Regions from separate parts of the Mus musculus genome. Here region 2 is linked to region 1. Evidence: chromatin contacts called from ENCODE POLR2A ChIA-PET data. All regions are on one chromosome and are shown on one strand. Each heading gives the region's core, a stretch centred on a gene start or an enhancer-like site at or near the end of the contact. The rest is flanking DNA. Distances are from core to core; before and after follow the strand shown.

The links. ChIA-PET counts read pairs that join two places held with the same protein, here RNA polymerase II (POLR2A).
Region 2: POLR2A ChIA-PET joins it to region 1 with 10 read pairs in Patski. The contact joins the enhancer-like site here to the promoter of Vasp in region 1. POLR2A ChIA-PET finds 5 or more read pairs at or near these places in 2 of 5 experiments (Patski and embryonic stem cell).

What each region holds. Positions count from the first base shown.
Region 1 is chr7:19,269,532-19,273,552 of GRCm38, forward strand. Vasp (vasodilator-stimulated phosphoprotein) reads right to left here and starts at 2,323. Exons shown (of 13, transcript NM_009499.3): 1 at 1,983-2,323. The coding sequence starts at 1,987.
Region 2 is chr7:19,331,209-19,335,461 of GRCm38, forward strand. No RefSeq gene overlaps it. Among named protein-coding and RNA genes, the nearest start is that of Ercc1, 12 kb to the right of the region's middle. Within about 2 kb of position 1,668, at least 1 of the 3 ENCODE cell types and tissues checked has a DNase peak (open chromatin) inside an H3K27ac peak, as active enhancers do.

The sequences.
Region 1 (4,021 bases), core at 1,073-3,572:
CCACCACAGCATAAGACCTCTGAGGGCGCTGGAGCCAAGATTCAAAGTCTTGGGGGCAGGGCTCAGTTTACCCAGCTGGGAATAAGGAAATAAGGAATGGGTCGGGGTCTCTGTCTCTAATCCTAGCTGTCCTTGGAGAAGTGACACAGCCCAGCAATTGACCAAGGACGAGGGAGACCCTTTCCTAAGAGGGTGGGGGATTCCTTCAACTTGTGCCTACCCTCAGGGGAGGGAGGGAGGTTTGGCACTGGCCACAGCCAGAGCGGGGCGGGCTGCAGGAGGACCGGGGCTGGGGGTGGGAGTGCAGGGGGCCGGCCTAGACGTTGCTCCTGCCCTTTTACGGTCTCAGCGAGTGAGGCGGCACTAACTCGGACATCCGCCATCCGCCTTCCACCGGGCCTGGGACCGGAAACGGGTGGGGGTGGGGCGGGGCTGGGGGCAGCGGGGCGCAGTGGAGGAACTGACCCCCTTTAGGGGGACAGAGCTCCCATGGGGGAGGGAAGGCCAGGCAGGAAGTCTCCAGGGTGTCTCAATGTACCCCTTCTTGCTCCAAATCCCAACACTCCCACAAGCCAAGGGACAGACTTGGGAGGCCGGGAGGGAGGGAGGGGTCCTAGCTCAGGGTCCTAGAGAGGAATGTCACCTAGATGTCAGAGGGCAAGACTGGAGGATGTGCACATGGGAGGTTAAGCCCAAACTGTCCCCAGGAGACTCCTCCTCCAGCCAGGGGCTTTGGGGCAGGAAGTCCCAGCCAAAGTGGAGGAAGGGAGACAGTATTGTCAAGATGTGGCCCCAAGGGAGAGATTATGGGGGGGTGGGGGTGGCTGGGGCTGAGAGGAGGGGAGGCCTCTGTCAGGCCAGGCCCCGCCCTCAGGTGAGCCCAGGAGTTCAGGGCAAGTCCCAGGGAAGACATACAAAAAAAAAAAAAAAGAAAGAAAAAAGAAAAAAAAAATCTTTGTATCCCCCTCACCTACAAGATTAAATTCCTAGGAAGAGAGCTGGAAGAAGCTAGTGAGCCTGGGTCCCTGAGGGAGAAGGCTATGACCTTGACGCTTTCCAGCGCCCCCTCCTCCAATCCCACGGCCTGGGGAAGGGGGTAACACCCAGCGACATTGAGCCCAGGGGGAGGGACTGTGGTGTGGGGAAAGCAGCTGGCCACAGTGCTCACTCGGGGGCCCGCCCCCCACACCAGCTGTCTCGACAGGTGAGTCAGGAAGACAAAGGCCCCCCTCCCCCAGCTGCTGCGCCCCCTCCCTCCCCGGCCACCAGGTTGGGGGGGGGGGACCAGAACCGTCCTCTGGCCCGGGGGTCCAGGAGCCGCCCTGGGCCTGGAGTGCTCCAGGGCCCTAGGACCCAACCTGGTTGCCTAAGGGGAGAAGAGTCCCATCCAGACCCTCTAGGCCCCGTGGGCCAGATTCCCAAGAACTCCTCCACAGGAGAACCTCGGTGTCCACCAAATTTAGGAACATCAAGAAGTGCCCCTAAAGTTAAGGACCGCGATTCCACTCTGGGACTCTCATCCAGTGCCCTAGACGCAAGGATCCGAATTCCAACCACAACCTGAGACTCAAGAGTTTTAGGGCTAGGGTTCTCTAGCCAGCCTCCCACCTGGTTTTGAGTTTGGGGGCGGTAACTCTGAGCCCGCTTATACTAGATCATCCCTGCGAGGATCTGACTATCTGAGAACTCAGAGGTGCTCCCCCCAAAAGTCTTCAAATTCTGAGTCCCGAGAGCGCCCCTAAACCTGAAAGCCATCAAGAGAACCTCAGCCGGCACCGCCCCAAGCCTTTAGGGAGTAGTGTGGAGAAACGGGGTGTCGATATTTAGAGATCGTTCCAGAAGGCACCGGCTCAGATCTGGGACGCCCAAAGCGCTGTGTCCCCTAAATCTAGCCCCAAATGCGCTGGAGGGGGGGAGGGGGACAAAGGCGGGGCGCGGAGCCGGCTCCCGGCTGGGACCCGGCTGGAGGGTTCGGGGCTCACCTCATGGCTGCGCGGAGGGCGGGCGGCGCGCCCACGGGGAGTGCTCCCGGGGCGCCCCTGATTGGAAGTGCAGGGGTGCGGGGCTGGCTCCAGGTTCTGCTCAGTCTCTCTCGGGGTCCCGCCCCATAGAGTCCAGCTTCCTGGGGAGAACGTGGACCGGGCCGGGGCGGGTCTTCAGGCGCCTCCTCCCACCGGTGTTCTGATGTGCTGGGATCCCCTGCGATGGAAAGCGGGGTGCAGCGTCCGAACCTCGCCGGCGCACCCCCTCGGCCGGCTGCACCTACGCGGTTACTCTTACTACTGTACTCTCTTTGCTACATTTCGTTCCAAAATTCCACTCCCCGTACCCACAATTCCCTGCGCCTTAAAGGGGCCGTGGACGCCTCCAGGCGGGGGATGGAGAGCGTTTAAAAGGCAACGCGGAACCTTGGGCTTCCGCAATTGCACTCCTTTCCCGGTCTTGTGGCGTGGGGGTGCACCCTGAGCCTCACTCCGGAGTTGGAGGGGAAAGCTTGGTGGAAGAGACAAGGGGCCTTTCTTTGATCTCTAGCTGTCTCCACTATCAAATTCTTTAGTAGAGATCTGGGGGTGTAGGTTCTCCACTCCAACTCGCTCCGTGGACTTCTCAGTTTATTTTTTGGGGGATGGGGGTACCCTTGGTTAAGCAAGGGATCTCATCAATTTCCACCTTTAAGTAACACTTCCGCACTTCTCTTCCCCAGATCTCGCTTCTCAGGCCGAGCCCCACCCCTCGCCGCCCCCCACCCTCCCGGGGAAGGTGTGGAGGAAGTGAGCGAGGGGGCGCGGCGGGCCGCTGACTCACCGCGGCCGGGTCGTGGTTGGGGTGGGGGCGGGGGTAAGGGTGGGGGATAGACTAGGAGCGAAGGGTTGGTGGTGAGACCCCGATCTGCTCCCCACGCGGGCCCAGCTACAGCTTAATTTTGCCCACGGAGGGTAGTAGGATCGTCCCAACAATCCGGCAGGCTCAGAGGCCCGGAGACCCTCCTCTAGAGCCCCTTCCCCGCCAACACGTCCGGGCTGAGTCGAGCCCCCCCTCCCCCAAGCCTTCCGCAGTGGGACCCATAGGCCCCGCCCAGAGTTACATCATCATGCAGACACGCCCCTCCCGTAGAGCTCTACCTGGCCGGCTGAAAGGCGGTAACTCTAAGAAAATGGCAGTTCCTGACTTACTGATCGAGAAACTGAGGCTCAGAGACAGGGAATGGGTTTAGCTTATTTGGGTCCCCCCGCTCCCAAACTCACGAGAATCAATCCACGTGGCCTTTGGCCAATCCATTTCCTGGATGCTATGCTGGCTCCCTGTTGTCCTTCACTTGTAAGAACCTCAACCTTCAGGCCAAACTCTTACAGTAATTCTGCTCTAAAAAAATCTAGTACACCAGTTAGTTGTCCTGCTCAAACCAGGAGGCTGAGGCAAGAGGATCACGAGTTTGAGGCCAACCTGGGCTACAGGGTGACTTTAACGTCATCTGAGGTTATATATTTAAGAACAAAAGTGGCCTGTGGAAGTAGGGCAGCAGTTAAAGGGGGGGGGGGGATGGAGAGATGGCTCAGCGGTTAAGAGCACTGACTGCTCTTCCAAAGGTCCTGAGTTCAAATCCCAGCAACCTCATGGTGGCTCACAACCATCTATAATGAGATCTGATGTCCTCTTCTTGTGTGTCTGAAGACAGCTACAGTGTACTTACATATAATAATAAATTAAAAAAAAAAACTTGCTACTTTTGCAGAGGACCCAAGTTCAATTCCCAACACTTACAGGGCTAATAACTGTAATTATAGGGTTACGTTCATATGTGCATGCCCACCACCTCCATACACATATATAATTAAAAATAATACAAGTAAATCTTAAAATTAAAACCACAAATGGGCTGGGCAGTGGTGGTGCACGCCTTTAGTCCCAGCACTTGGGAGGCAGAGGCAGGCGGATTTCTGAGTTCGAGGCCAGGGTATACAGTGTGAGTTCCAGGACAGCTAGGGCTATACAGAGAAACCCTGTCTCCAAACAAACAAAC
Region 2 (4,253 bases), core at 418-2,917, 61 kb after region 1:
CCCTATACTGGGACATAGAGCATTCATAGGACCAAGGGCCTCTCCTCCCATTGATGACCAACTAGGCCATGCTCTGCTACATATGCATCTGGAGCCACAAGTTCCACCATGTGTTTTCTTTGATTGGTAGTTTAGTCCCTAGGAGCTCTGGGGTTACTGGTTAGTTCATATTGTTGTTCCTCCTATGGGGCTGCAGACCCGTCAGCTCCTTGGGTTCTTTCTCTAGCTCCTCCATTGGGGACCCTGATGCTCACTGCTCTTGTAGAGGTTACTATGTTTGGTTCCTAATACTCTGAGTGGCTCACTACCCCTTGTAACTCCCATTCTAGGGGATATGACGCCATTTTCAGGTCTCCAGAGGATCCTACAAGCATGCAATGCACACAAGCTCATTCAGGCATGCACACTTCTATAAAAATAACTGCTCATGCCTTTAATCCCAGCACTCAGGAGGCAGAGGCAGATCTCTGTGAGTTCAAGGTCAGCCTGGGCTACAAAGAGAAACTCTGTCTCTAAAAACAAAGTAACAACATCAATAATAAACACATCATTTAAAAAATAGAAATTAAAGCTGGGGGTGGTGGCACAAGCCTTTAATCCCAGCACTCTGGAGGCAGAGGCAGGTGGATTTCTGAGTTCGAGGCCAGTCTGGTCTACAGAGTGAGTTCCAGGACAGCCTAGGCTACACAGAGAAACCCTGTCTTGAAAAAACAAACAAACAAAAACCCCCAAAAAAACAGAAATTAAGCTGGCAAGTATCAAGCCAGTCAGGACTACATAGCAAGACGCCCCCAAAAATGTGTGGAGTAGGAGACCAGGAGATGACTCCACAGTTTAACCACAACAATCCCAAGCGTCCAGGTACAAAGCTGGGTGTGGTTGCACACAGTGTTAGCTGCAGAGGCAGAGACCAGAGGATTCCTTGGGCTCTGTGGTCAGCCAGTGTGGCCAGTGAGTGAGCTAGCCCCAGGCTTACTGAGAGCCCTTGACTCAGAGTATGGGAAGCAACTGAAGACAGTACCTTCACCTCTCACCTCCACAGACATACATAGTAAATAAATAAGTACATAAATAAGTAATAAATAAAGCATATATTTAAGATATTTTAAAGCAATAAATGAATACCCATGCATGCTACACTTTTAATCCCAGCACTCAGGAAGCAGAGTCAGATATCTCTGAGTTGAATCATAGCCTGGTCTACATTGTGAATTCCAGGCCAGCCAGAGCTACATATTGAGACTCTATCTAAAAATAAAGGAACAATATATATATATTTTAAAATAACACAAAAAGACCAGATGTGGTCCCTGCCTTCGATCTTAGCACTCAGTAGGTGGCAACAGGCATATATGTCTGTGAGTTTGAAGCCAGCCTGGTCTACAGAGCAAGTTCCAGAACTGCCAGGCTACATTGCAAGACCCTGCCTCAAAAACAAACAAACAAACAAACAAACAAAACCAAGGAAGGGACCAAAGGTCAGACGCCAGGTCCCAACTCCAGCCACCTCCGGGGACTCACACCAACACCCAGCCCAGCTGCCTCCCGGGACCCCGTGATCCCCACAGGGGTGAGATGGACAGACAGATACGGAGGTCGGATGGACAGACCGATGCAGGACCTGACGGGGCCAGGCGGGGTGGGGGTGCAGATCCGGGCAGGGCTGGCCGCGGTGACCGCGGGGCCGCCTCCTGGGTGCCTTCCGCTCCCCGGAAGCGCTGAGTCGTCGCTGCCTTATCTGGCGGCCGCTATTTCGGGCTCCGCTTCGCAGCAGCGCGGTGACTATTTTTAGCGGCGTTCGGGTAAAAATGGACCCAGCGCGCGCGCGGGTGGCCGAGGCCGTGCGCGCCTGGGGAGCCGGGGACGCGCCTGAGTCACCGCCGCACAGAATCTTCCAGGAGCCCCAGGCGCAGTTAGGAGGGGGGATATCGCGGCGGAATAAGGAAACCGAGGCACGCAGACACCCCCGCCCCCGGGGGGAGATTGCAACAAGGGCTCTTGAGCTGACTGCAAGGTAGCATGCCGCAACTTCAGCTTGGATCTCTCCCCTCCCCCAACTCCTCTTGTCTCTTTCTGCCTCTCTATGTGTAGATAACCTCTCTCTCTCTCTCTCTCTCTCTCTCTCTCTCTCTCTCTCTCTCTCTCTCTCTCTCTCTCTCCCTCTCTCTCTCTCCCTCTCTCTCTCTCTCCCCTTCCCTCTTTGCATCTTCCTTTCTCTTCTCTCTTCTCTTTGAGACAGGGTCTCACTGAGATCTGCTTGTCTGTGCCTTCTCCCACCCCACCCCCATGTCTGTCTGCCTCTGTCCTCTGTCTCTCTTAGTCTCCCTCTGTCTGTCCTGTCTCTCTGTCTTTCTGTCTCTCTTTCTCTATCTATCTATCTATCTATCTATCTATCTATCTATCTATTTATCTATTTTATATTATCCTCTGTCTTGAGACAGGGCCTCACTATCAGAGAACCTCTTGCCTCTGATTTCTAAATGCTGGGATGGCTTACACCATCAAAAAGTGGCTTTTACATTTTTAAAAAACCAGTGTGTGTGTGTGTGTGTACACTAATGTACATGCCTTTATACGGGTTCCTCCAGGCCTTTGTAATGAGCATTTTTACCCACTGAGCCATCTCTATGGTCCCATCATACACTTTGAAAGTTTATCTGCCAAGCAGTGTGGTATATATACTCCTTTAGTCCCAGCACTCAGGAGGAGAAGCAGGCAAGATGTCTCTAAGAAAGGCCAGCCTGGTTTACATACCCAGCGCCAGGCTAGCCACAGCTAAGGCTGTGTAATGGGCCCTCTTTTCACACACACACACACACACACACACACACACACACACACACACACGCACATGCACACGCACAGAGAGGGAGAGAGAGAGGGAGAGAGAGAGACAGAGACAGAGAGAGAGACAGAGAGAGAGGGAGAAGGAGGGAGGGAGGGAGGGAGAGAGAGAGAGAGAGAACACCAAAAACCAACCAACCATGCCTGTGGGCTTTGGAGGTCATGTGGAGGTCAGAAGACAACTTTGTGGCCTGGGTCCCCATAACTGAATTCTGTGGTCAGACTTGGTAACAAGTGCCTTTACCTGATGGACCCCAACATACATTTTTTACATTTTTATGGCTCTTCTTTGTGCTAGGCCTGGTGCTTGGCCATGAATGCAGCTTAACCCTCATCCGTATCTCATCCACAGTGCACTGTAAGATGCTCACATCAGCCAGCGAGGACCACAGAGACTCTCAGGGCCAGGCTCTAGCTCAGTCTATGTCTGTGGACAGGGAGGTGACTGCCTGCCTTGTGAGGGGCTCAGACGAGCAGCCATTGGAGATGTGGGGCTATAATGCAAGGTGTATCATAATGCTGCCCCCAGGACTCAAAATAATGGAGGTCAGGGCTAGTTCTGGGAAGCCTTGGAGTGACACAGGGGATTGATTAATTATGAATTTTGCTGCCTCGGCTGAAAACTGGTTTACAAAAATGTATTGGCTTACCAAATAAGTAGAAACAGCGACAGTGGAAGTTGGGGGGAAAAAAGAGAAAAAAATAACTATCACAGCTTCATGCACAGCTTTGATACCGTGACTGTGGTTACTGTCTGCAGGTCCACAGCTCTCTTTGATTCCTCCAAGGCAGGCTCTCCACATCATTAATTAACTATTTAACATTTGCCTGTGTGTGCCCCTCCTCCCTTTCTCTCTCTCTCTCTCTCTCTCTCTCTCTCTCTCTCTCTCTCTCTCTCTCTGTCTCTCTCTGTCTCTCTCTCCTTCTTTCTCTGTGTAGTCCTGGCTGTCCTAGAACTTACTCAGTAGACCAGGCTAGCCTTGAACTCAGAGTTATGCCTGCCTCTGTTTCCCCAGTGCTGGGGTTAAAGGCCTGCGCCACCACCTGGCTGCTTTTTTCCTTTCATCTTTCCCTGGGTTCTGGGGATCAAACTAGAGTCATCAGGGTTGCATAGTAGCTGGTATGACTGAACTTTTTTTGTTTGTTTGTGTTTTTTGAGACAGGGTTTCTCTGTGTAGCTCTGGCTGTCCTGGAACTCACTTTGTAGACCAGGCTGGCCTGGAACTCAGAAATCTGCCTGCCTCTGCCTCCCAAGTGCTGGGATTAAAGGTGTGTGCCACCACCGACTGGCTTGAACACTTTTTTGAAACAGATTTATTTTATGTGTATGACTACTGTGCCCGAATGTATGCACGTGAACCACTATCATGCAGTGCCCAAGGAGGCCAAGAGGATGCCAGTTTGAATCC